Linked DNA regions of Mus musculus: all the other regions are linked to region 1. A link is a loop called in an ENCODE intact Hi-C map of the cell type or tissue named here. Cell type or tissue: heart. All regions are shown on one strand.

The links. Hi-C counts contacts between places; a loop is a spot of excess contacts. Peaks named below come from ENCODE experiments on the same cell type or tissue, not always from the same donor. Only the 100,000 strongest peaks of a DNase experiment are listed, where the experiment ranks them.
Region 2: it touches region 1 in a loop (5-fold over the local background); 12 of 42 quality-filtered maps call a loop at or near these places.
Region 3: it touches region 1 in a loop (8-fold over the local background); 8 of 42 quality-filtered maps call a loop at or near these places.

Annotation. Positions count from the first base shown.
Region 1 is chr14:69,730,145-69,738,144 of GRCm38, reverse strand. It overlaps Chmp7 (charged multivesicular body protein 7), which reads left to right and starts at 5,575. Exons shown (of 10, transcript NM_134078.4): 1 at 5,575-5,954; 2 at 7,851-8,000. The coding sequence starts at 5,656. 4930480K23Rik (RIKEN cDNA 4930480K23 gene) reads right to left here and starts at 5,311. Exons shown (of 3, transcript NR_130157.1): 1 at 4,477-5,311. In heart, CTCF peaks have their summits at 4,388 (motif pointing left) and 5,312; a DNase peak (open chromatin) is centred at 5,524; H3K4me3 peaks cover 2,863 bases; H3K27ac peaks cover 2,284 bases.
Region 2 is chr14:69,801,020-69,809,019 of GRCm38, reverse strand. It overlaps Rhobtb2 (Rho-related BTB domain containing 2), which reads left to right and starts at 3,475. Exons shown (of 10, transcript NM_153514.5): 1 at 3,475-3,983. In heart, no CTCF peak of the experiment used is centred here; DNase peaks (open chromatin) are centred at 3,299, 3,719 and 7,820; H3K4me3 peaks cover 2,612 bases; H3K27ac peaks cover 2,525 bases.
Region 3 is chr14:69,832,117-69,840,116 of GRCm38, reverse strand. No RefSeq gene overlaps it. Among named protein-coding and RNA genes, the nearest start is that of Pebp4, 4.3 kb to the left of the region's middle. In heart, CTCF peaks have their summits at 4,607 (motif pointing left) and 5,484 (motif pointing left); no DNase peak of the experiment used is centred here; H3K27ac peaks cover 222 bases.

The DNA of each region.
Region 1 (8,000 bases):
AATGATCATGGAGAGTTGTGATTTGTTTGTTTGTTGTTGTTATTGGCAGGTGTTTTATATATGTGTCCTTGTGGGATAGTGTTCATGTGGGTACATGTATGTATGTGGCTGTGTGTACATTCCCTATGTGTCCATGTGCAATGAGGTCAGAGGCCAATTGTGGTGTTGTTTCTCAGGAGCAATCCACCTTGGTTTTTGTTTTTGAGACAGGGTCTCTCATCAGCTCAAAGCTTACCAAGTTGCCTAATGTGGGTGTTTGTGTTAGAGTTTGTACCCATGGAATGGCACTATTAGAAGGTATGGCCCTGTTGGAGTAGGTGTGGAGTAGATGTGTCACTGTGAGTATGGGCTTTAAGACCCTCATCCTAGGGCTGGAGAGATGGCTCAGCGGTTAAGAGCACTGACTGTTCTTCTGAAGGTCCTGAGTTCAAATCCCAGCAACCATATGGTGGCTTACAACCATCTGTAATGACATCTGACGCTCTCTACTGGTGTGTCTGAAGACAGCTACAGTGTACTTACATATAAATAATAAATAAATCTTAAAAAAAAAAAAAAGAACCTCATCCTAGCTGCTTGGAAGTCAGTATTCTGCTAGCAGTCTTTAGATGAAGATGTAGAACTCTCAGCTCCTCCTGCACCATGCCTGCCTGAATGCTGTCATGTTCCTGCCTTGATGATAATGGACTGAACCTCTGAACCTGTAAGCCAGCCCCAATTAAATGTTGTCCTTTATAAGACTGGCCTTGGTCATGGTGTCTGCTCACAGCAGTAAAACCCTGACTAAGACACCTAAGTTACCAGTTAGCCCTGGGCATTGACATGTTTCTGTCTCTTTGGTGGCAAGATCGTAAGTCTGTGCCTGTGCAGCTGGATTTTTTATGTGGGTTCTGGGCTCAATTCAGATTATAATGCTTGCATGGCACTCATTTTACCTCCTGAGCTGTGTCCCTACTCCCTACAAAACTTGTTTTGGTTTATTCTTTTTTAGATGTGCTTTGTGTCTGAGTGTTTTGCATGCATGCATGTATGTGCAATACATGCATGAGTGGTATCTTTGAAGGTTAGAAGATAATATCAGATCCCATGGAACTTGAATTATGGATAGTTATGTCTTGCGCGTGCCGGACTCGACCAGCAAGAACGACGCTGCAACAGAATCCTTCTGCACATGTTTATTGGGAGAGCTTGATTGCAGAGGCGAAAAGACCCCGAGCCCAGAACTGGTGCTGCTTTTATAGGCCTAGGAGAGGCGTGTCTCACACCTGGATTGGTTATGCACTATGCCTCATTTGCATGTTCCTCATCTGATTGGCTACTCTCTCTCAGTACCTCACAGAGCCTCATTATCATACCTCATTTGCATGTCTCACATCTGATTGGTTACTCTCTCTCAGTACCTTACAGAACCTCATTATCATACCTCATTTGCATGTCTCACATCTGATTGGTTATACTCTTAGTACCTTACAGAACCTCATTATCATGCTCGGGCCAGGCAGTGTCTTTGCAAAAAAAACTTTACTGCATATGTACACATTGGTTGTTTGTCCAAACTTATGCGTGGTGGCCAGCAGTAGTCAGTGCCACTCTGCAACGGCACATGTGGCTTCCCACAGTTATGAGCCACCATGTAGGTGCTGGGGACTGATCCCGGGTCCTATACAGGAGCAACAAGTGCTTTTAACCACCGAGCTAACTCTCTAGCCCTGTTGTTTGGTTTTTAATTAATTAAGATGAAGTGATGGCTTCTAAGTCCCTTACACTAAAGAATGACTTGAAGAAGAAGAGGGAGCTGAAAGATGGTGATCTTTTATTGTTATACTTATCAATATTAAGTTATTTTGGGCTGAAGAGATGGTTTAGTGGTTAAGAGAACTGACTGCTCTTCCGAAGGTTCTGAGTTCAAATTCCAGCAACTACATGGTGGTGCACAACCACCTGTAATGAGATCTGATGCCCTTTTCTGGGGTGTCTGAAGACAGCTACAGTGTACTTACATATAATAAATAATTAAATCTTTAAAAATTATTTTAAGCTATGTGCGCGCGCGCACGTGTGTGTGTGTGTGTGTGTGTGTGTGTACTTGTCTGCTTGGGCACAGCATGCCGTGGTGTAAGTGTGGAGGCCAGAGGACAACCTTGTTTGAGATAGCTGCCTGGCTTTATGTGGGAATTTGAACTCAAGTCCTCATGCTTTTGGGGCAAACACTTTTGCCCACCAGGTCACCTTCCCAGCCTCCATGCCAAGATTTTTGTTTGTTTGTTTGTTTTTCAAGACAGGGTTTCTCTGTATAGCCCTGGCTGTCCTGGAACTCACTTTGTAGCCCAGGCTGGCCTCAAACTCAGAAATCTGCCTGTCTCTGCCTCCCAAGTGCTGGGATTAAAGGCGTGTGCCACCACCGCCCGGCTTCCATACCAAGATTTTAAGTGGGTAAACTGGACAGCCAGCTTCCCCAATGGCTGCTGTGTTGCTCTAGAAAGTCATGGTCACGAATGGGTGGACAGTGATAATGGTTTGGACACAGTAACAAAGAAACAAGACAGTTTCTTCCAGGCTTTTTCTAACTGTCCAAGGCAATTTAATTTAGAAGCTTTTGTACTCAAAATGGCTAAGAAACAAATAATATATTCATGTAAATAAAAATACAATTGTTGTATTTTACCTAATATAATACCTAATATAAACATTATACCTAAGTAAATATTCTTATGTTATAAATCATAGGTTTTCATAGATTTTTAAGCTAAATGTTTAATTAAATTCATCCATCTATCCATTCCACAAACGGTCCCTAGGATGTGCCTAGCACTCTGCTAGAAACAAATATGATTAAGATCACAGTCCATGTTAGCAAAGGCACATAAGCTATCCAGAGAGACACACATCATCAGAGATTTAGAGAGTGGTGTGGCACTTAATACGCAGTGAAGAGGTATGCAGGGTTATGAAAAGAGAAACATGGAGCAAGAAGAGGAGATGATAGGAAAAAAATCAAGGGTAGGAAAGCTTCCAGAATTCTATGCTGGCACCTGAGGAGGACGGCAACAAGCCTGGGGCCTCCATAAACTCCACAGACGTGAAGGGTTTACTTCTCATTTGTTTCATTTGGCTAACCCCAAAGGCTGTGAATCCCAGGCTTAGGGACTGTTGTTAGAAATAAGTGGACAAGACTGGTGGGGTGGTGCTTGCATATTTGTATGGAAATGAAGAGGACTCCTGGCAAGTGGGAGAATGACCTGGAGCCTCGTTAGAGCAGAGGGAAATGTGTGAGACCTCAGGGATGTTAATAGCTGGAATGGGTATCTAATGCCCATATCTAATGCCTATAACATCAGCAAACAAATATCTCCTTCACAGTAGAGTGAAACTGGGTTCTTCAATCTCAGAATAAAGATTCCCACCATTCCTCGCATACCTGTGGCAGACTCATATCTTAAAGGTAAGGTCAGTTTTGGGAGACTTGTACCCATAGTCCCTGGCTTCACTGATTCTGTTCCCAGTTATCCTTTCAGCCTCCAGAAGGTGAAAGCCAACCTTGCCTGCCGCCTGGAAGGGTGAAATGGAGTGGATTTTCAGATGCAAGCAGACCCAGATAAAGCAATTTGCTCGCCTGTAAAAGGTGGAATCCTTCGCTGGGCGGAGAAGACCTAGTTTTACTGGGCCTAACGGGTAGCACAGTACAGATTTGTTTCACTAGATTTGATATTTGGAATTCTGCTCTCTGCCTCCTCCCTCCCTCTCTTGCCCCACCTTTCCGTCCCTCTCTGCACCTCTTTCTCCTCTCCACTTCTCTCCTCCCTCTCTCTCCCCTCTCTGGCTCTCCTCTGCTCCTTTCCACCTGATTCACCTTCCTCTTCTGTAAAAGCAGGTAAAGTGGGAAAGGCTACCTTACAAACTATGAGAACTATAGCGAAAGTATTTGAAAAAAGGCCGCTAAGTGAGATATTTTGAACACACTTTGAGGAATATAGCACATAGATAGCAATTAGTACACACATCATATAACTAAACACTCCATTTCCTCCTTCAAAATGCTTATTAAAATTCAATGAAACTCAATGCTCATGAAAATTCACCTTAACACTGTTTCAACTACTCTGAAGCCCGAAACTCATCACATTTCCCTCAAACTGGAAATACCAGTTTATAAAGGCGACTATTTAACAGAAATTACTTTTTCCTAAGTCGAAACAAACTTTCGCTTTAATTTTTAACGTTTACACCAACAGTTCCTTTCACCTTTTAGATTGTTTGTTTGCTTGCTTGATAAGTCTTTTAAAAATCAGCATATTTCCAGGCTGGATCTGTAGTTACCGTCGTCTGCAGGGCAGAGCTCAACTAAAACTACAATTCTACAATTCCAGGGGATCCAACACCCTCTTCTGGTCTCTGTGGGCATTGGACGTACGCGGTGCAGTTGCACACAAGTAAGCAAAACATAAATACACGGTATTTATGGGAACTATTACTAACCTGCATCGTCCTGCTTCTGTAACCTGAAGGTTTTCTGCTCCTCGATCAAGCAGAGAAGCCATGGTGCTATACCTCATTTTTGTTAAAAGTTCATATCCTGTCATGCTTGCCAACAGCGACCACGTTAATGGAAGTATGGAACCAGTAGTTTTCCCCTTTATAAACCTGTCTTTAACGGTCGGGGCAGTCTCTCTAGACTTGTAGTGAGTGCGTGCCCTCGGCCGGGTCTGTGCAAATTTCAAATTAAAAAACAGCTCGTCCTAGTCTCTTTTTGAACGGTCCGGCTATAACTACCACCACCACAATTTATTCTCAACACTGAACAAATTTTGTAAGACTCTTCAAGACGGAAAAGTAACTAGAGGGTAAGGTTTAAGTACCTCTCAGTCCATAAAGTATTTTCTGCAGTAGCGCTGTCATTGCAAGACACTTGCATCGCTGTCTGCCCTCTCCTTCGAGGAAGCAGAAAGGTCAGAGACAAATGCTAAACTGGCAGCCAAGGCAGCCGGAGCTTCAGATGAGAGTTGGAACGATTTTTTTTTTTAAAGGACCTGGCAGAATATGAATTTTCAGGAGAAAAAGGACATCCCAGAGCTAAAGAGCGGGAAGAAAGTGATTAAGAAGACTATCTCTAGCCCTAAAAATGGGTCCAGTGTCACGGAGCTTTGGGACCATTTTTGTTAATCGGCTGATATTCTAGTGAAAGAAAGGTATCTTGGGCGTTTGTTTAACTTAAAAGTCTCTGGGCTAAGGAGAGCTACACCAGATCCAAGGTTGTGTATCCACCTGCAGCTCCCATAGCCTCAGCCTGGCTAACCTTAAGCCCGAACCACCCGGGAGGTGCAATAGGTAGCCCCTCTAGTACGCCTCGCCAAACTCTATGGTTGTGGCGCACGCGCAAAAGCCTTCCCGTCGCACAAAGGCCACGGAGAGAAGGTCCGGCGCCTGCGTTCTGCCTCTCTCGGGCGAGAACGCCCTCCTCCCTCCCTCCCGGCCAAATGAATGCCGCGCCACGCCTGCGCCCTGAAGACTTGCGGGACTTTTATCGCACAGGCGGCGGTGGTGACGTGATGGCTGAGGAGGAGGGCGTGAAGGAACGACGGAAGCCGAGAGGGACCTGGGGCGGAAGGGGACCCGGGCCAGGCTTGTGTTCGGTTCCTTGGCGGGGCTGGGGTTCCGATGTGGTCCCCGGAGCGGGAGGCCCAGGCCCCGACCGGGGGAGACCCGGCGGGCCTCCTGCCGCCCGAGTGGGAGGAGGATGAGGAGCGCATGTCTTTTCTGTTCTCCGCCTTTAAGAGGAGTCGCGAGGTGAACAGCACCGACTGGGACAGCAAGATGGGCTTCTGGGCTCCGTTGGTGCTGAGCCACAGCCGCCGCCAAGGGGTGGTGCGCCTGCGACTGCGGGACTTGCAGGAGGCCTTCCAGCGCAAGGGCAGTGTCCCGCTGGGGCTGGCTACGGTGCTGCAGGACCTGCTGCGGTGAGGACCGAGGCCGAGAGGGCCAGGCGGGGGGCGGCTCCCCAGGGCTGACATCAGACCTGCCCCTTGACAGCCCAGACTCCGCGTCCAGGGTTTGTTCAGTGGGTGGAGGAGGAGGAGGGGGACGAGGAGGCTGCTCCACGGATGGATGTCTGGACTCAGAGAGAAAGAGGGGCTGGGATGGTTGGAGTGACTGGGGATAGGCAGAATGGTCCAGAAGAGACCCATCTTTGCAGAGGTGTCAGCGGGACACTTGAACTGGGATCCTGTTATGCAGTTATTTCCACAGGACCTCCAGACTTGAATTACTTTTACAGCAGATCTCTGCGGTGGGTACTTTGAACTAAGAGAGAACAGAGCTAAGGAGAGAGTACTCATGGGATTCTAGACATCTTGACAAGAGAACTCTGGTACAGGTCGTACAAGTAGCCTTTCCTGGTATGTCCGGGACGGAGATTATTTAGACCAGAGAGGAGAGTTTAACTGTGTAGCTGGGGGCCTCTGAAAGAGCTTTATGTGATAAATGTGTGTGATAGATACAGTGTTCAGGTTGTGCTTGAAGAGGTGGCATATCTGATAGATGACTGGTACTTCATGGTTTCAGATACTGTCAAACTCCACTCTCTGGCTTTTTTAATAGTCCAGGGCAAGATAATGCAGTTATCTTTATTAAAAATAAACAGTCTCAGAGAGATTAACCTATTCCAGGTTACACAGCTAGAGTAACCCCAGGGCTGGATCCTTCCTTTGAATTCGAAATCATTTGTATTTCACACTGTACATGTTATGCCCAGCCCAGCTCAGCCCAGCACCGTGTCTCTTTCTATGAACAAAGAGAAAGCCAAGGGTCTGCGTTTGTTTTAGGATAATGCTTTCTCATTAAATGGTCGCCCTTCTTGACTTCTGTTCCCAGTACCTTTCATTGCCCGACCTTGACCTAAGAAACCGTCCTGAAATTCTCCTCTGAGAAACTGTCCTTTGAAAAATGTTTTACCAGATGCCCAAGGTGGAAAACAGTTAAGTCAGCAAGGGACAAAACCAAAATGGGCCTCCTGATACAGGACAGTCGTGGAGCCTGTCCAAATCCAGAGACCTTTAACACCTTGACCTCCTCTGGCTCCTGATCCTTGAAACATCCTGGTACTTGTCCAAATTTGATATCCATACATCTACAGCGTTGCTCAAGGGCCACGCCGTTGTGAAGATCCTGGCTTTACTATTTTCTATGCTGTGGCCTGCATAGGATACAGGTGCCACCTATAAGCCTTAGTTTGATCAATTATCAAATCACAGTAACATTATATAGGTCAGTTGTGAAAACTTGAAGATCTTTATACAACCCTTAGCAGTAATTTCCCATGGCCGGTATTTCGTAGACTTGGCTGCTGTTGTTACTACCACCAGGAAATACATCTCACTTCCAGCCTAGCTTAGAGGCAGCATAAAACCCCAGTCTGTGTAGCTTTTGGCCTTCTTCCTCGGATCTGCATGACACACAGGGTTTTTCATTTGATTGTTCCCAGGCCTGTTGATAGAAGAAAACCTCCACATAGGCCCAGTGAAGCCTTTTGTGCCTCTGTTGCCTTAGTGGGACATTTGCATTTTTTGAGGCCAGACAAACCGGGTGCCATCTGGCCTTCTTTGCCTTCTTAGATCCTCAGTCGCCTCTTTAGTTAACGTGATGGTGATACCATCTATTGCACAAAGTGGTTAGGAGGCTGAACACTAGAGTGCAGGTGACACTGCCTCTAGTAGCTGGTACAGAATAGACAGGTGATGGTGATGATGGTGATGATGTTAATATAATGCCTCTGAGGGGAAAGGGGTAAGAAGAGCCCAGGACAGGCTGTCTGTCGCATTACACATCCCTACATGCCATTCTCTCTCTCTCTACAGTCGAGGCGAGCTGCAGCGAGAGTCAGACTTCATGGCCAGTGTGGACAGCAGCTGGATCTCCTGGGGGGTCGGCGTCTTCCTGCTGAAGCCCCTCAAGTGGACTCTTTCTAACATGCTGGGGGATCACAAAGTTCCAGCGGAGGAGGTGCT
Region 2 (8,000 bases), 71 kb before region 1:
CAGGCCTGAGAGGAAACCTGACACAAGGAGAAGCAGCCTTTTGAGGTAGGCTGGTCAGCTCAGGATATGGGAGGCTGCCATTCTACAATGACAGCTGCTGGCTGCCAGTTGTTGGAGAAATCCCAGCCTCAGAGATCTGCCACTGAAAGGTTAGGCAGATAAAGTCAGGCAGTGGTGCGGTATTTCTTTAATCCCAGCACTCTGGAGGCAGGGGCATGAAGTTCTCTGAGTTTGAGGCCAGCCTGGTCTACAGAGTGACTTCCAGGACAGCTAGGGCTACACAGAGAAACTCTGCCTCTACAAACCACAATAAAGAAAGAGAAGGAAGCCGTGGGGGGGGGGGGGGGACACGCCTTTAATCCCAGCACTTGGGAGGCAGAGGCAGGCGGATTTCTGAGTTCGAGGCCAGCCTGGTATACAAAGTGAGTTCAAGGACAGCCAAGGCTACACAGAGAAACCCTGTCTCAAAAAAAAAAAAAAAAAACCAACAACAAATAAAAACAAACAAAACAACAACAACAACAACAACAAAAGAGAGTGAGAGAGAAGGAAAAAAAGAAAGGTTTGACAGAGAGATAAGGCAAGCATGGTCCCAGAGCTGGATACAGAGCCTGGGAAGAAGTGGGAGGCAGAGCTTGGAGGAAAAGTGCCATGTCCAAACAGGACTGAGTGGGCTCTGACTGGGCGTGCTGGAGAGGTGAGGTGACCGAAGACTTGTGACTTAGTTAGGGTTACTATTGCTGTCTATGATGAAATGCCATGAGCAAATAAATCAAGTTGGAGAGGAAAGGGTTTATTTGACTTCCACTTCCACATCACTGTTCATCATTGAAGGAAGTCAATACAGGAAATCAAATAAGGCAGGAACCTGGAGGCAGGGACTGATGTAGAGACTGTGGAGGAATGCTGCTTACTGGCTTGCTTCCCCTGCCTTGCTCAGCTTGCTTTCTTACAAGAACACAGGATGGACTGGGCACTCCCCAAACAATCACTAATCAAGAAAATACAGGCTTACCTACAGCTCCGTTTGATGAAGCCATTTTCACGATTGTGGGTCCCACCTCTCAGATGACTTTAACTTGTGTTAAGTTAACATAAAACTATCCAGCACAACTTCTGTGTGAAGAAAAGTTGCAAGTAGAGACTGGGACTGTGCACCCAGGTAAGGGCGGTGATTCAGGCCACCTCTCCAGCTAGCTACTGGCCCAGCTCTGGTCACTCTACTGACTATGAGCAGGTTTAAAACTTTGACATTTGCATTGGTCCAAGACTGGGCCCCAAACCTGCATGACCCAGCCAGGCCGGCTTTCTCTCCCATTGGCTAGAGTGTCACAGGCTCGGCGGCACACACTCTAGCTACCCTCTAGCAAAGGAGAGGCCTATTTGCCTGCTCAGCACTGTACAAGTGACATACTATGGGACACATGAAAGGTGATACCAGAGCACCCAGGTGGCAGAACTGGGTAGAGAGACTAGGGTCTGGGAGGGGAGGGGCCCTTGCCTGCTGTAGGAACCTGGAGAGGTTTTGTATAATCACTCTTAGGAGCATAAGCAATGAAGTGAAACTCTTCTGTGTCAAATGCAGAGGAAGAACATACCTGAGCAAAGCTTGCTTGCTTGCCTGCCCGCCTGCCTGCCTTCCTTCCTTCCTTCCTTCCTTCCTTCCTTTCGAAACAGGGTTTCTCTGTATAGCCCTGGATGTCCTAGAACTCACTCTGTAGACCAGGCTGGCCTTGAACTCAGAAATCAGCCTGCCTCTGCCTCCCAAATGCTGGGATTAAAGGCGTGTGCCACCACGCCCGGCTTCTACCTTCTTTCTTTTCTTTTTTTTTTAAGATAGATTTATTTATTTATTTATTTATTATACATAAGTACACTGTAGCTGTCTTCAGACACACCAGAAGAGGGCGTCAGATCTCATTATGGGTGGTTGTGAGCCACCATGTGGTTACTGGGATTTGAACTCATGACCTTCAGAAGAGCAGTCAGTGCTCTTATCCGCTGAGCCATCTCACTAGCCCCTACCTTCTTTCTTAAACATGCCTTTGAACTAGTATTTGTTTTATGAAGGCAGAATCTGAACAGGAAGTGTGAGGAAGCACTTCCAGTCACTGTCAACCTTCTCTTCCGCTCTGGGTAGGTGTTGGAGGCCAGGGACAGTAAAGTATCTGCCTACTGCACAATGATTAAACGAACCTGAGTACACACTTACTACAGGCGCCCTGGTGAGCAACTTTCTGTCCTAGGCACTCACAGACAGGGCATATTTCAGACAATACAAACTGAGTATTTATTTGCTTATAGCAGGGTCTCCCTACATCAGCCATATTGACCTCAAACTTTCCATCCTCCTGCCTCAATCCTATCAATGCTGGGGTTAGAGGTGTGTATTTTGGCCAAAAATCCAGTTTTTATTTGACTTTGGAGAGGGGTAGTAAACCTCTCTTTTATATCATATTTTGCATAAACCAACATTAAAACAGATCTGCATTCTCAAAAAGGACATTGGAAGTGTGATAGGGGAGGTTGCTGTGTGAAGTTTGCCAGGCTGCTTTAAAAAAAACTGTCCAGAGAGAATTGGTAAGATGTGTAATTCCTAGCAGTCCCGACCAATCTATGGAACCCAGCCTTGACCGGGGACCGCAGACGCTTCCTTCCGATGAACAGAATGGATGGCATTAGACTCAACCCATTTTTATTTTAGGGTTTAGAGATAAGGTTTTGCTTTGTAGCCCAGGTTAGTCTTGCACTTATGACAATTTTTCTGTCTCACCCACCCAAGTGCTGGGGATGACAGTCACTATATTTAGAGCACCCACAGAGGACTTAGGTAGGGATTCTCTGGCTAATATTTCCTTGGCATTCTTTGCAAAGTTATGGAGATTCTACTGAACTCTCTTTGACAACAGGTTGGGATGGGAACCTCTAAAGAAGGTCTAGGTGGCAGACAGGTCAAAAAGTACGGGTATCCATACAGAAAACTCACTAAGAGCTACAGAAGTCGGAGCTGCAGGGATAATGAAAAAAGAAAGGTCCCCCAGTACTCGGAGCAGCTGTGTGCGGGGTAGAGGCTTGGTTGAATTAGGGAGAAACAGGAAAATCTTCCCGTGGCCCTCTGACTTGCATTCTCAGGGCGCACCGCCGGATGAGTTTCTTCCTAGCCTCCTGGGGAAAACTATCCTGAGAGTCCTGCAAGGTTTTGAGACTGGCGAGGTCAGCTGCTGGCCATTCGTGGCTCCCAGGGGAAAAGGGAGGAGGTGCAAAACCAGGAGAGGAGCGGGAGGCGTTCCCGGGATCGGGGGCGTGTCTCGGGCGTGGCCTCTGGGTGTCCAATCCCCATCGCTCCGCTCTCCACCAACCACACGCCGCTGTGGGCAGTCCTTGTCACAGCAACCGTTCCTGGGTGCAGTTTTTTTCCTTTTTTTTTTTTTTTCTTTTTTTTTTTTTAATCCCTCTCCCCTCCAACCCCCCCAACTTTGCTTTTTTTGTGAATGAAAAAAGGAGGTCGTGAGCGGTCTCGGGGACTGCGGCGCTCGGCGTCTTAAGGCTGCGCGCGTGCGGCGGCCTCACCCGGCGCCTCGCTCTCTAGCGCGCCGCCCGCAACCTCCGCAGCGCAGCCGGGCGGCGGCGCGGCCCAGCGGCCGGAGGTCGGAGCGGCGGCGCGCAACCCGGCTCCGCGAGCCTCCATGACATTGGGCGCCCGGGTCGCGCGGAGATGCTGATCCGGAAGAGGCAGTGGCTGCAGTGCAGCGCCCCAGGCTGCTCACGTGCCGCGGTCCGACCAGGGCTCCTGTGCCAGAGTTTCTTCTGATCGTACCTGAACCGGGACCCCAGGAGTCTGGGTCTCCAGCACAGAGCAGCAGCGTCGGCGGCGCCCCAACTTGCACGCGCAGAGTGACCCCAGACATCTCACTAAAATGAGCGTGCTTAGCAGGAAGAGATGTGTTCCCTACACTAGAAATTACCCCGTCACATGTAGTGGTGTAAGTACACGATTGATTTCTATTATGGCCGGGTTGCAAGCAAACGTGCCACCTCGCCTTGGCTCATCCTTCAGCACCCTCCCCTCTCCTCCCTGCGTCCCTCCTGCCTTCCCCTGAGCTCCACTCTTCCCTTGGGCACTTGCTGAGTCTGCACAGTTCAGAGGGAAGAGAAACTAACCTTTCTTGGGTGTTTTTAGGGGAGAACTACATGTTTTGCATCGGTGTGTCGTGCCCCTCCCCCTTCCCTATTTATTTCATTAAAAAAAAATTGTGTGTGCAGAGCGGCATGTCAGGAGGGAAATAAGAGGTTCAGAGTGGTAGAGGTGTACCTTTTTCCTTTTTCTTTTACTTTCCTTTCTTTTCTTTCTTTCTTTAAAAAAACAAAAACAAAAACAAAAAACAGTACAATTGCGGTGTTTGCTGCCGGCAGTGGAGCTAGCTGATTCTTTGAAGTCAACTCCACTGTGGTCTGTCCAGCTGAGTTTTGGCAAACTACTGGTGGAATTCTTGAGCTTTCTTTGTTAATGTTCGGGTAGCCTAGGGTTGAAAAGGTTTATCCTGTATTTAGGCTTCTGTTTCTGTTAATGTGATCATTTAAGATCCCTTTGGGCCTTGCTTTACGTTTTCTGCGTGGGGAGGGAGGATCCACCCCTCCACCTTCGCCCATATTACAATGTCAGCGTCCACAGTGGGAGCTCCTTTAACTCCAAACCGACCTTTCCTTTGCTCCTCTCCTCCCGAGTCTTCCTTTCTATCCACCTTCCTTGCTTTTTACTTTCATTTTCTCGATTTTCCTCCCTTTCACGTTTTTTTTTTTTTTTTTGTAAGATGCAGGATGTGGGATATTGGTTGCTAGGAGACAAGCCAGGCTCCCAGGGAGATTGTCGTTTCCTTGACAACCAGACTAGGGCAGCCACAGATGAACAAGCCTCCTATCAGCTGTGGGAGGGAAAGGGGGGCTTTTGAGCTCTGCAAACAGTGTGTGTAGGGGTGCGGGGGTGGGAATGGGAGCCCTTGAGGTTTGTGGGTAATCCGAGCACACCTTCGGATCTGTCCTGGACAGAGCACAAAGAACTGGGGAAGCTGACGTGCAGGACACTGTTTGTGAAGGGGGGGGGGGGTAACTTGGGGACAAGAGTTGGGGAGGAAATCTCAGTGGCTTCAGGATTGTCAAGGGGGTGGAATCAGTGAATTGGAGGTTGTGATACCCTGGATGAGGGTGGAGGATGGTCAGGAGGCTCTGGAGGAATGGGGCTGGGACAACTGAGAGGAACAGTGTCCAGTCACTGAAGAAGGGTGTGCCAGAGGGAAAGGGACAGTGGGAAAGTTCACCGCATGGTTTGTATTGTCATGCATCAGCAGTGATCCAGAAAAGTAGTAATATTCTAGAACAGAAGTTACATTAATATTGCCATGGTGTCGTCTGGACAGGATCCTCACTTAAGACAGGCCTGATTAGACAAAAAAGTTCTCCTGGCTTAATTGGGCCAGCCTGTATCTTAAAGGGAGATATAATTACACATATGGATATGCAATCTAGCATTATATAATACTATATTACATAAGACGACAAATACCTCCTCCCACCCAGGCTCCCTTGGCGTGAATTTACCAAAATTCACGTGTTCAGAAACTTTCTTCCAACATCCTTATACCCATTTTCTGGAGGCAGAGACTGAGTCCACAATAAGTGCAGTGGTTTGCCTCTTCCTAGATAGGACAATGAAGCTTGCAGTTGTTAATGTAGGAATGACAGTGAGCAAAAGGAAACGCCAGTTGGTGGATGTGTTAAGGAAGCCTGAATTCAGGGGCAGTCAGAGGGGGCATGGGCTTCAGTGTGCAGATTAGATAGAAATGTAGCAGTCTGTGTCCTAAACTCATGGCCCATATTTACCACTCTCCTACTTGTTTGCTTGCTGTCCCCTACTGAAAACTCTGGAAATGAAATCACAAGGTGTGTGTGTGTGTGTGTGTGTGTGTGTGTGTGTGTCTGTCTGTGTGTCTGTGTCAGGTCATAAAGCAGCTGTACTTGGACATGGCCCCTGGATTTAAGAACCCAAGCCCCTCCCATTCACTTCCAGACCTATATGCTAGTGATTCCAAACTATAGAAGTACTGTTGGCCTGTGGGTTTCTGTCTTCATAGGTGAGATTCTGTTTTATCTCATCTTTTTTTTTTTTTTTTGTTATTTGGCTCCTTAAAGCAGAAACCACACCCACGTGGCTCTTTCTGGTACCCACACATCCCTCAGTGGTCGAGACTAGGAACTGTTCAGGACAGAGAAGAGGAAGCAGAAAGCTGATGGCTATAACAGTGGCCTGGTGAACAGGACCAGGAGGGCGTCGTAATGATGCAGTGGTTGTCATGTAGACTGGGCCCGAGCTTAGTGGAGACCCTTGTTAGTGGAGGGGTCCAAATCCTGTAAGGCTCCTAGGAGGAGGATAAACCTGTGTCACTGAAAAGTCCTTGCTGCACCTTTTGCTTAGGCTGCTGAGCTGCATCCCCTTGCACAAATCCCAGTTGCCATGTTACTTGAGCATTTCACTTCTGCATTCCTGCATGTTAGCATCTAGTTACAGCGTGCCAGGGACAGAGCTCCTCTGCTGCTGCTGCTGGTGGCTTGGCGCTGGTCTTGATGGCTCAGCAGTAAAGCGCCTGGGCAGCCTCCAGGACAACTCTGCGCTCAGCCTTCCTGGACCTGGGAAGGCTTACTTCAGAGATGACTCGCTGCACGTAGGGAGTGAGCAGGGGCGCACTGATAACCCTAAGTACACCTGTCCTGCCCCTGCTCCCTCCTCCCCATCCTGCTTCTAGGAGGGTAGACACCAGTGGAGGGAGCATCCTCAAAGTCTCCTCAAACTCGAGCCTCAGCTTTTTAACCACTGACATGACATGTTAGCTACAAAAGGGCCTCTGTCTCTTCATCTGACCCTATGGCATGGACACACTACCTCTCTGCCGATCACCAAAGGAAACTGAAGCAGAAATTTAAGCTAAGCTTGACCCTCAACAACAACAACAACAACAACTTCTTCTTCTTCTTCTTCTTCTTCTTCTTCTTCTTCTTCTTCTTCTTCTTTTTTTTTTTTTTTGGTTTTTTGAGACAGGGTTTCTCTGTGTAGCCCTGGCTGTCCTGGAACTCACTCTGTAGACCAGTCTGGCCTCGAACTCAGAAATCTGCCTGCCTCTGCCTCCCGAGTGCCGGGATTAAAAGCGTGAGCCACCATACCCGGTTGACCCTCAACTTCTTCTAGCAGCCAGTTCCCCACATAAACAATTTGTCTGGCTTCTCCCCAGAGTGCTGGAGGCATGAAGGTCTTCTAGTCTAAGCTTCTTCCTCCATAGGAGGTCCGAAGGAGGTAGATCTTACTCTTGGGAGCGGATGTGGGATGCAGTGGGTAGCCCAGGTTGGGTATGGGAAGGCCCATGTACCATAGAGTGTATTGTTCTGGGCTATGACTCCCCCCGTCTCTGTCTCAAAGTAGGCCTTCGGCTGAGCAGACACGTGGGCCACGTGACCGAACCAGAGTAGGAAAGAGGAGGCTTGTAGATTCAGTAGATACAAAGAAGTCTTCCTACTCAAAGAGGCTGTCAGAAAACCCTCTCCTAGCCAATAAGAGGGCAGGGTAGGAGGATGGAAGCGAACAGGCTGGGTCTTGGAAATTTACCATCTGAGAGGGCCAGGGGAAAACAGGGGAAGCTAGGGAGTGCTGCCGCCCCAGCCCTGACACGTCCATTAAATTTTAAAGTGACTCTGCCCTGGAGCATGCTGGGAAGGGGTGGGACCTGGCCCTAAGTCTGCTTCTCTCAGCTGTTTTGTTCTGCTGCTGCCACAGCCCCAGGGAAGAGGAGGCCAACAGAGGATGAGTGAGCTACCAAGCCGATTCCCTCTCTCTGGGGAAGTGGGGCCAGGTCCAAAGCAGGTCCTGCCCTGGAATCTCTCACAGACTGCCTCCGTTCAGGAGCCCAGCTGCAGGATGGTGGGAGACCAGAGGGAGAGGAGCCATCCATCTGGTG
Region 3 (8,000 bases), 100 kb before region 1:
CAACGTCAGGAAGATTCAGACAGAAAACTTCCTTGGAGTCTTTTGCCTCCCCAACTTGTGTGACCTACAGAAATTTGAACAAAGGACTCACTCCCTGTTTCCATGGGTGCAGTTGTCCTAAAATCAGCAAGCTCAGGACAAAACTATGGGTCTTCCTGGACCAGGATTTCCTGCTGTACTTGAATATCCACACCTGGATTTACAAATTTAATTCCTTCTAAAAAATTCCTTCCATGAAAATAAAGGAACCTAATGGATTTGAGAGCAGAGACACTGCAATCTCAATTACTAGGTAAACTGAGGCAAGAGAGACTTGCAAGGTCAAGGCCAGGCTGAGCTACAGAGGGGGTTCAAATTTAGTTCCAGCAACTTAGTAAGATCTTGTATCAAAATCAAGCATAAAACGATAGTCGCTCTAGAGATTCAAGTGCACATGCCTTTAATCCCAGCACTTGGGAGGCAGAGGCAGGAGGATGCCTATGAGTGCAAAGCCAGCCTGGTCTACAGAGGGAGTTACAGGACAGCTAAAGCTGTCTAAAACTCTGTCTCAGAAAACAACAACAACAAGCTAAGCAATGCATCTCATTAGTAGAGTGTTTGCTTAGCGCACATAAAACCCTGGGTTTGATCATAGCATGGAGGCGTGGACCTGTAAATCACATCACTCAGGAGGTAGAGACAAGAGGATCAAGAAGTTCAAGGTCATCTTCCACTGCAAAGTAAATTCAAAACCAGTCTGAAATATATTAAATCCTATTATATATATTATAAGGGATTGGGGTGGGGGCTGGGGTATAGTTCAATTGTAAAGCACTTGCTTAATATACCCAAGGCCCTACTTTTTAACCCCCTGTACTGGAAAGGAAAGGAAGAGGAAGAGGAAAAAGAGAAAGGAGAAGGAAGAAGGAAAGAAGGAAGGGAAGGAAGGAGGGAGGGAGGGAGGGAGGGAGGGAGGGAGGGAGGGAGGGAGGGAGGGAAGGAGGGAGGGAGGGAGGGAGGAAGTCAAAGGAAATTCATACACTAGTAGTTCATTTTCAATCCTAGCTGCCCATTGGAGACCTGGAAATAGCAATGGCCATCATACTCCAGGAGAATTCTGCCACACTCTCGGAGGGCAAGATCCAGGCATGGTTAGTTGTTTCTTAAGAGAGTCTGATGAGCTGCCAGCTCCGAGTCCCCAGGTTAAGCATAGGTGGGCTGCAGACATTTACTTGGAAGGTGGAAGACGCTGATCCTGCTGCTGCCTGGCTCAACGCTTAGCATCTTTCACCCAAACTGAAAGAAGGGGGCTAGAATGGTAGAGCATTGGCCTAGGATAAGCAAGTCCCTGGGTCTGCAAAGCAAAAACTGCAAGATGGCAGCTCACAAGGTGCCAGTAAGTGTCAGTTCAGTAAGGGCATGCCATCCAGATAGTCCCTGCTGCCATCCAGGAGTCCTTAGAGCTGTCGATCTGCAAAGAAGCCAGGAGGTCTTCAAGGTTAGTGGCAGCCTCCGTCACTTTTTGGAAGTACCTCCGAGGGAAGCTTCAGGGCAGACATATCTAACTGCCCCTGAGGTTTCCTGAGCCTGTCTTGAAGGAAGGAAAGAACAGATAAACAGATTGTCCACCTCTGCTCTCTGCCTCCAGGTATCCTGCTCCACTGGATGACTGTGCCACTGAGCCTGTTCCAAAGATAGTGATAGCGTTGCTGTTCACCATGCTCCAAGCACCCTTGAGAGCATGTCTAATTTGCACTGTTCTATTTAATCCAGCCCTGTGACCTTGGTTTACAGCCAAAACTTGGCATATTTATCAAAGGGCACACAATTAGTGAATGGAAGAGCTGGATCCTAACCCAGATTCTTTTGTATCCAAAGCCTGTATGTTTACTCACTCTTCCCCCTTGCTAAGACATCCTTGGCTGTCTGCATTCTCTATCTTCTCCCAAAAGGCCTGTGAACACAAATGTCCCTTCCTTGCAACAAGCTGTCGCTTTGATTCACAGCTCCCCCAGACTGCAATGGTCACAGGTCATGTGGGGTCCTGTTTCTTGGATGCTCCCCTGTGTCTCACCCTACTTATTCACTCACTCAATCAGCAGACAGTTTCTGGGTCCTCTCCAGGCTGGATGCTGCCAGCCTCTGGTGTTTGGCTATCTTGCTGTTACATCAGTCTGGAATTAGAAAGGAGGACAAAATGGTCTCAGCCAGGTCTGGAATAGCAGCTTAGCTATTTTCTTCTGAGGAAATTGAGTGAAGAACTCATCAAATGCTAAACATCTTCGAGCCCACCCAATGTGCAAAGTAGCTTTGCATATTATTACTGGTCTGCTCAAAACAGCAGGCAGTTTAATGGGAAAGACAAGCGTTTACTTAACCTACTATAGAATATCAAATACTGTGATGAGAAGGAACAAAAACTAAATAACAGAGAACAAGTTCTGAGTTAAAGTGCTGTCACAGGTCAGGGCTAGGCTTAGGGCCATGGTCTCATGGGACTAGAGTTGTTCATTGCATAGTGCATCAGTGAGTCTTAGGTGCTGTGTTCTGTAAGCTCGCCCTCTGTTCTTTGATAAGGACTAGAACTCCTTAGTGCATGACATAGCCCCAGGCCCCCACATCTGATCATGTGATTGCTGTGCATAGCAAGGTAGAAGACGGAACACAGTCAAGTCATTAAAGCCTAAATGGTCACCTACAGCAAGTGTAACCTGGTGAGTGGTAGAGGCTCTGACCCATGTGTCAGGCTATCCACAAATACCAGCCAAAAAGCAAAGATCAGGCCAAGGGTGAGGCTGGGGCCTCGATCTTCACTTTGAGATCTCAGAAGGAAGCTGGGCACGCCTTCTCGCACTCCTTCTCCGGCGTGTCTACTCGGAGAGTGGGCTTGTCAGAAGATGCCTGCTAGGAACGAGTCAGATTTTTGTGCAGTTTATTCTGTCTTCCTTTAGAAGCAACCTTACCTATGTGATAATTTCTCAAACAGTCCCAAGGCATGCAGGGAAAGAGTTAGAGGAGACTTGCCATCCTTGGAAGCTCCAGAGGGGAGAGGGTGGAGTGACCTGGAGGCAGATTTCTAGTCTAAGAGTAGCAATCATTGATGGGTTGGGAAGTCCTCCGCTGGGCTCTGTGTGGACTCACAGGGCACCCTTTAGGAAACTATCCAGACAGTCCTAGCATGCCCAAGCAGGGACACTGCAGAAAGGAGTCCACTCTGGAGGAAAGGATGGATGGAGGTCCTGGATGTTTAGCCTGTGCTCTGCAGAGGAGCTTCAGCAATCTTCGTGGCTATGGCGCGTAGGGAGGGAAAGTCCAGCGGTTGGAACACGGTTCTGTTTTCTGCATTGGGGTTCTGTCTTAGGTGGTTTGCGTGTCACTGTGATCGATAACCTGGCAGAAATAAATGATGGGAAATAAGCATTATTTTGGTTCAGGGTTTCAGGAGGTAGGAGTCCATCACAGTGAGGAAAACCTAGCAGAGTTACTCAAGTCGGTTGGATCAAAGGCTTAGAGAGAGCTACAACCAGGGCTTACCCCTAGTGACCCACTTCTGCCAGCTAGCCCTTATCTTCTAAAGACTCCACAGCGTCTTAAAATAGCCCAGTAAGTTGAGGAATACACATTCAAAACCTGAGTCTATAAAGGACATTTCAGATCTGAATCGCAACAGCTTCACTAATAATGAGGGAACTGGTAAGGTCTTGTGACCTGTTCAAAGGGTGGACCAGGGAATGAACAAACTGATAGAAGATCAATATTGAAATCAGTGTGCTAAAGGTAACATCCGTGGCTTCTTCCACGGTGGATGCCATGGCTGGTTTTATGTCAACCTGACCCAAGCTAAAGTCATCGGAAAGAAAGTCTTCCATAAGATTCAACTGTAAGGCATTTTCTTAATTAGTGACTGATGGGGGAGGGCCCAGCTCATTGTGGGTGGTGCCATCCCTGAGCTGGTGGTCCTGGGTTTATAAGAAAGTAGGCTGAGTAAGCCAGGAGGCAGCACCCCTCCACGGCCTCTGCATCAGCTCCTGCTTCCAAGTTCCCGCCCTGCTTGAATCCCTGTCCTGAGTTCCTTTGATAACGAACAGTGACATCAGTGACAGCACTCTGGCTTCTGGCATCTCACTGTTTCCCCTTCAGGCTTCCCACCATTCTGCCCTGATGTCCACTCCTCAGGGCCCAGCTTCTCTTAGAAATGCTCCCTTCAGCAACTGGCCATGCAAGCTTCCTAAAGGCTTGCTTCTGGCTCTTTCATCCAGTCACCTCTTTCCGCTATAGCTATGCCTCAGTTATGCCTTTTCCTATTTACAAACCTTTACAGGCCCTCCCCTTCTTCGTTAAACGTCCCCCCTACTCTCCTTTCCATTTTGCAGGGAATAATAGGAGTTATTGACAAGAGCTTCTAGAATTGCCCCACCTTCCTTCCAACATAAAAAAGCCATCCTTCCAGGACTCAAAAGGCTTCCTCTCCTCCTGCCTTCAGGCCTCTGCCTCCTGCCAATCATGTATCCCTTTCCCTCCTCTGCATTTTTGATCCTCTCTCCATTCATTTTACCTTAGGAGCACTTTCTAAGAATGCCTTCAAAAGTCGTCCATGGTGGATGTTGAGATCCACTAACAGGCGCCCCCTTCTGGACAGAAATATATATTACCTGATCCCACTTAGTTGCTGACAGCATAGAGCTCAGTCCCCTATGGGAACTACCAAGGATAGCTAGTGCCGGGGCGGTGATGGCACACGCCTTTAATCCCAGCACTCGGAGGCAGAGGCAGGCAGATTTCTGAGTTCTAGGCCAGCCTGGTCTACAGAGTGAGTTCCAGGACAGCCAGGGCTATACAGAGAAACCCTGTCTCGAAAAACCAAAAATAAATAAATAATAAAAAAAATAATAATGATAAAACAAAAACAAGGATAGCTAGCTAGCTGCCTGAGCCACACTAACATCCATTTTCAGGGCACGCCTCATCCAATGACTGATAAGGAAGCCTCGGGTTTATTTATTAAATAAGATTAGTAAGCCACACAGACGCAGATATGATTGTCCCAACAGGAGAGTTTGAGTTCACACGTCCCAACTTACGTTAGTGAAAGTGCCTTTGAAGCTGAGCATTGGCTTCCCATACGTGGATCCCTGGGATCAAATCCCAGCACACTCAAAAAGAAAACCAAGAACCTTTATTGTGACTTCTACTGAAAACACTAATAAGGCAAAACAATGTCCTTTGGCTCCACTTGACCAGTTTTGATGGCTTTAGGGTGTTCCTCTCTCTGGGTGTCAGAACCTGCCCTAAGGCATGATTAGGTAACAGTGGGTAAGCACAAATGAAATGAATGGAAAGCCTAGGGCTTGAGTTGTTGTAAATGTAAAAGCTGTTCTCCTGGGTTGGAGAGATTTGGCTGCTCTGCCAGAGGTCCTGAGTTCAATTCCCAGCAACTGCATGATGGCTCAGAGCCATCTATAACTCGATCTGATGCCCTCTTCTGGCATTCGAGTGTACATGCATTTATACACTAAAATAAATAAATAAGTAAGTAAATAAATAAATAAATACATTGTTTTTAAAACTGTGTTGTGGGGTGGAGGGAGTGTCATTTTTCAGCTCTAAGACTCACCAGCCGTCTCTCAAGGGTCAGCAACCTCACTCCATATCAAAGCATCAGAGACAAACAAGAACTAGAAAGATGTGATACAAGTAGGTAGAGCAAGGCTCTCCTCCCTTCTCATAGTTCTGATGGAAGGATGACTGAAGGACCACCGCAGATCTTCAGCTCCAGCTAGCTTTGCAAAGCACTTTTTAATCTCTGCATCACAGGCCCACTCTCCCAGCGGCTCCATCCACGCTGCTTCCCCCACTCAACAATCTCCCTAAGAACTTCCCTGCCTGCAAACACTCTTATTGGTATCTGTTTCCCGGGGAACCAATATAGACACTCTCTACACCCCCACAACCCCACTAACCACCGATCCCCACCTCTCCTTTTTTTTCCCCCACAGCCAAACATCTTGGAGGAAGAACCCCTTACTATCCCTGGTTTCCCCGTGTTCCAGTTGCCTTCCACACCTCCATGGGTCAAGGCTAGCACACTACCTTGCATGTGGACACCTCAATGCAGAAGACACACTGCCCACATGCTGGACTCTGTGTGGGCTGACACTTGGCCACTGGGTACTTCGAGTCTCTGGCTGTTACTACACCTTCCACCTCCTAGTGGGTCCTTCTCCTCTCTTGTGTAGACAGGTTGGCCCAGTTGCTTGAGCAAGCCCTTACAGCCATGACTTACGTATCTTTTTTATTTATTTATTTTATGTATATGAGTACACTGTAGCTGTCTTCAGACACACCAGAAGAGGGCACCAGATCCCATTGCAGATGGTTGTGAGCCACCATGTGGTTGCTGAGAATTGAACTCAGAACCTCTGGAAGAGCAGTCAGTGCTCTTGACTGCTGAGCCATCTCTCTAGCGCCATGACTTACACATCTGTGTTGGAACTCTTGCCCTGCTCAGCTAACTGTGGCTTGGACAGCCCCACTTGAATACTTCTCAGGTATCTCAGGCTTGAACTCGAGTGAGACAGGATGGTCTCCTGTAAGTTTTCTCTTCCATTCTCCTTGGTCTTAGTGTCCATCCACCCAGCACCCTAATCTCAGATTTGGAGTATCAGCTACAATGGCTCAGTTTCTTCCCCTGTTCCAGTCCTTTTGAGACTCTTATCTGAACATTACGGCTGACTTACCCACTGGGCACAGTGAGGAGGGGTCATGGTTCATATAGGGATCTGCACAACTGTTTTTATTTAAAAAAAAAAAAAGCTAGAGAAAGCACCCAAGGAGCTGAAGGGGTCTGCAACCCTATAAGTGGAACAACAATATGAACTAACCAGTACCCCCAGAGCTCGTGTATCTAGCTGCATATGTAGCAGAAGATGGCCTAGTCGGCCATCATTGGGAAGAGAGGCCCCTTAGTCATGTAAACTTTATATGCTCCAGTACAGGGGAATGCCAGGGCCAAGAAGTGGGAGTGGGTGGGTAGGGGAGCAGGGTGGGGGGAGGGTATAGGGAACTTTCAGGATAGCATTTGAAATGTAAATGAAGAAAATATCTAATAAAAAATTGAAAAAAATAAATAAATAAACAAGAAAAAAGTAACATGGTTTATCCTGGAGTATATTTATCTCTGTGCCAAATGTAAGCATCAAATGTAAGGTTTGTGTGTGTGTGTGTGTGTGTGTGTGTGTGTGTGTGTATGCACACACACATGTATGTAAGTACATACAGAGGTCAAAGGACAACCTTGGTGTCCTTCCTCAGTACAGACAGGGTCCCTCTCTGGTCCTGGGCTCGCCCGACACTTGGGCAGTCTGTCTGATGACCAAGCTCCAGGAATCCACCTGTGTCCACCTTCCCAGTGCTAGGATTCCAAATGAACACCATGGGTTTTCACAGATTCAGGTCTTCAGGCTTGCAAAGCAAGCATTTCATCAACTAAGCTACCCTCCAAGCCTCTCAACTCATTTATGTAGACCAGGGTGCCATTGAGTTCACTTGCCCCTGACTCCCAAGTGGTGGGATTAATGGTTGTGCACCACTGCTTGCAGCCAGTTTTAATTTTTGCTAATGGAGGAAGGAGTCCACTACCATCATCGTGTTAACTCACTAACCCCTAGGCACTCCTCCCCAGTCTTGGCCTGTTTCACATGGTGGTGGTCTGAATGAAAACGGCTCCCATTGACACATAGGGAGTATTATTATTGGGGGTGTGGCTTTGTTGGAGGAGGTGTGTCACTGTGGGGGGGGGGTGGACTTTGAGGTTTCAGACACTCAAACAAAGCCTGGTAGCTCACTTTCTCTTCCTGCTGCCTACAGATCCAGATGTAGAACTCTCAGCTACCTCTCCAGCACCATGTTCTCCTGCCTGTTGCTATGCTTCGTGCCATGACAGTAATGGACTGAATCTCTGAACTGTAAGCCAGCCCCAGTTAAATGTCTTTCTTTATAAGAGTTACTGTGGTCATGGAGTC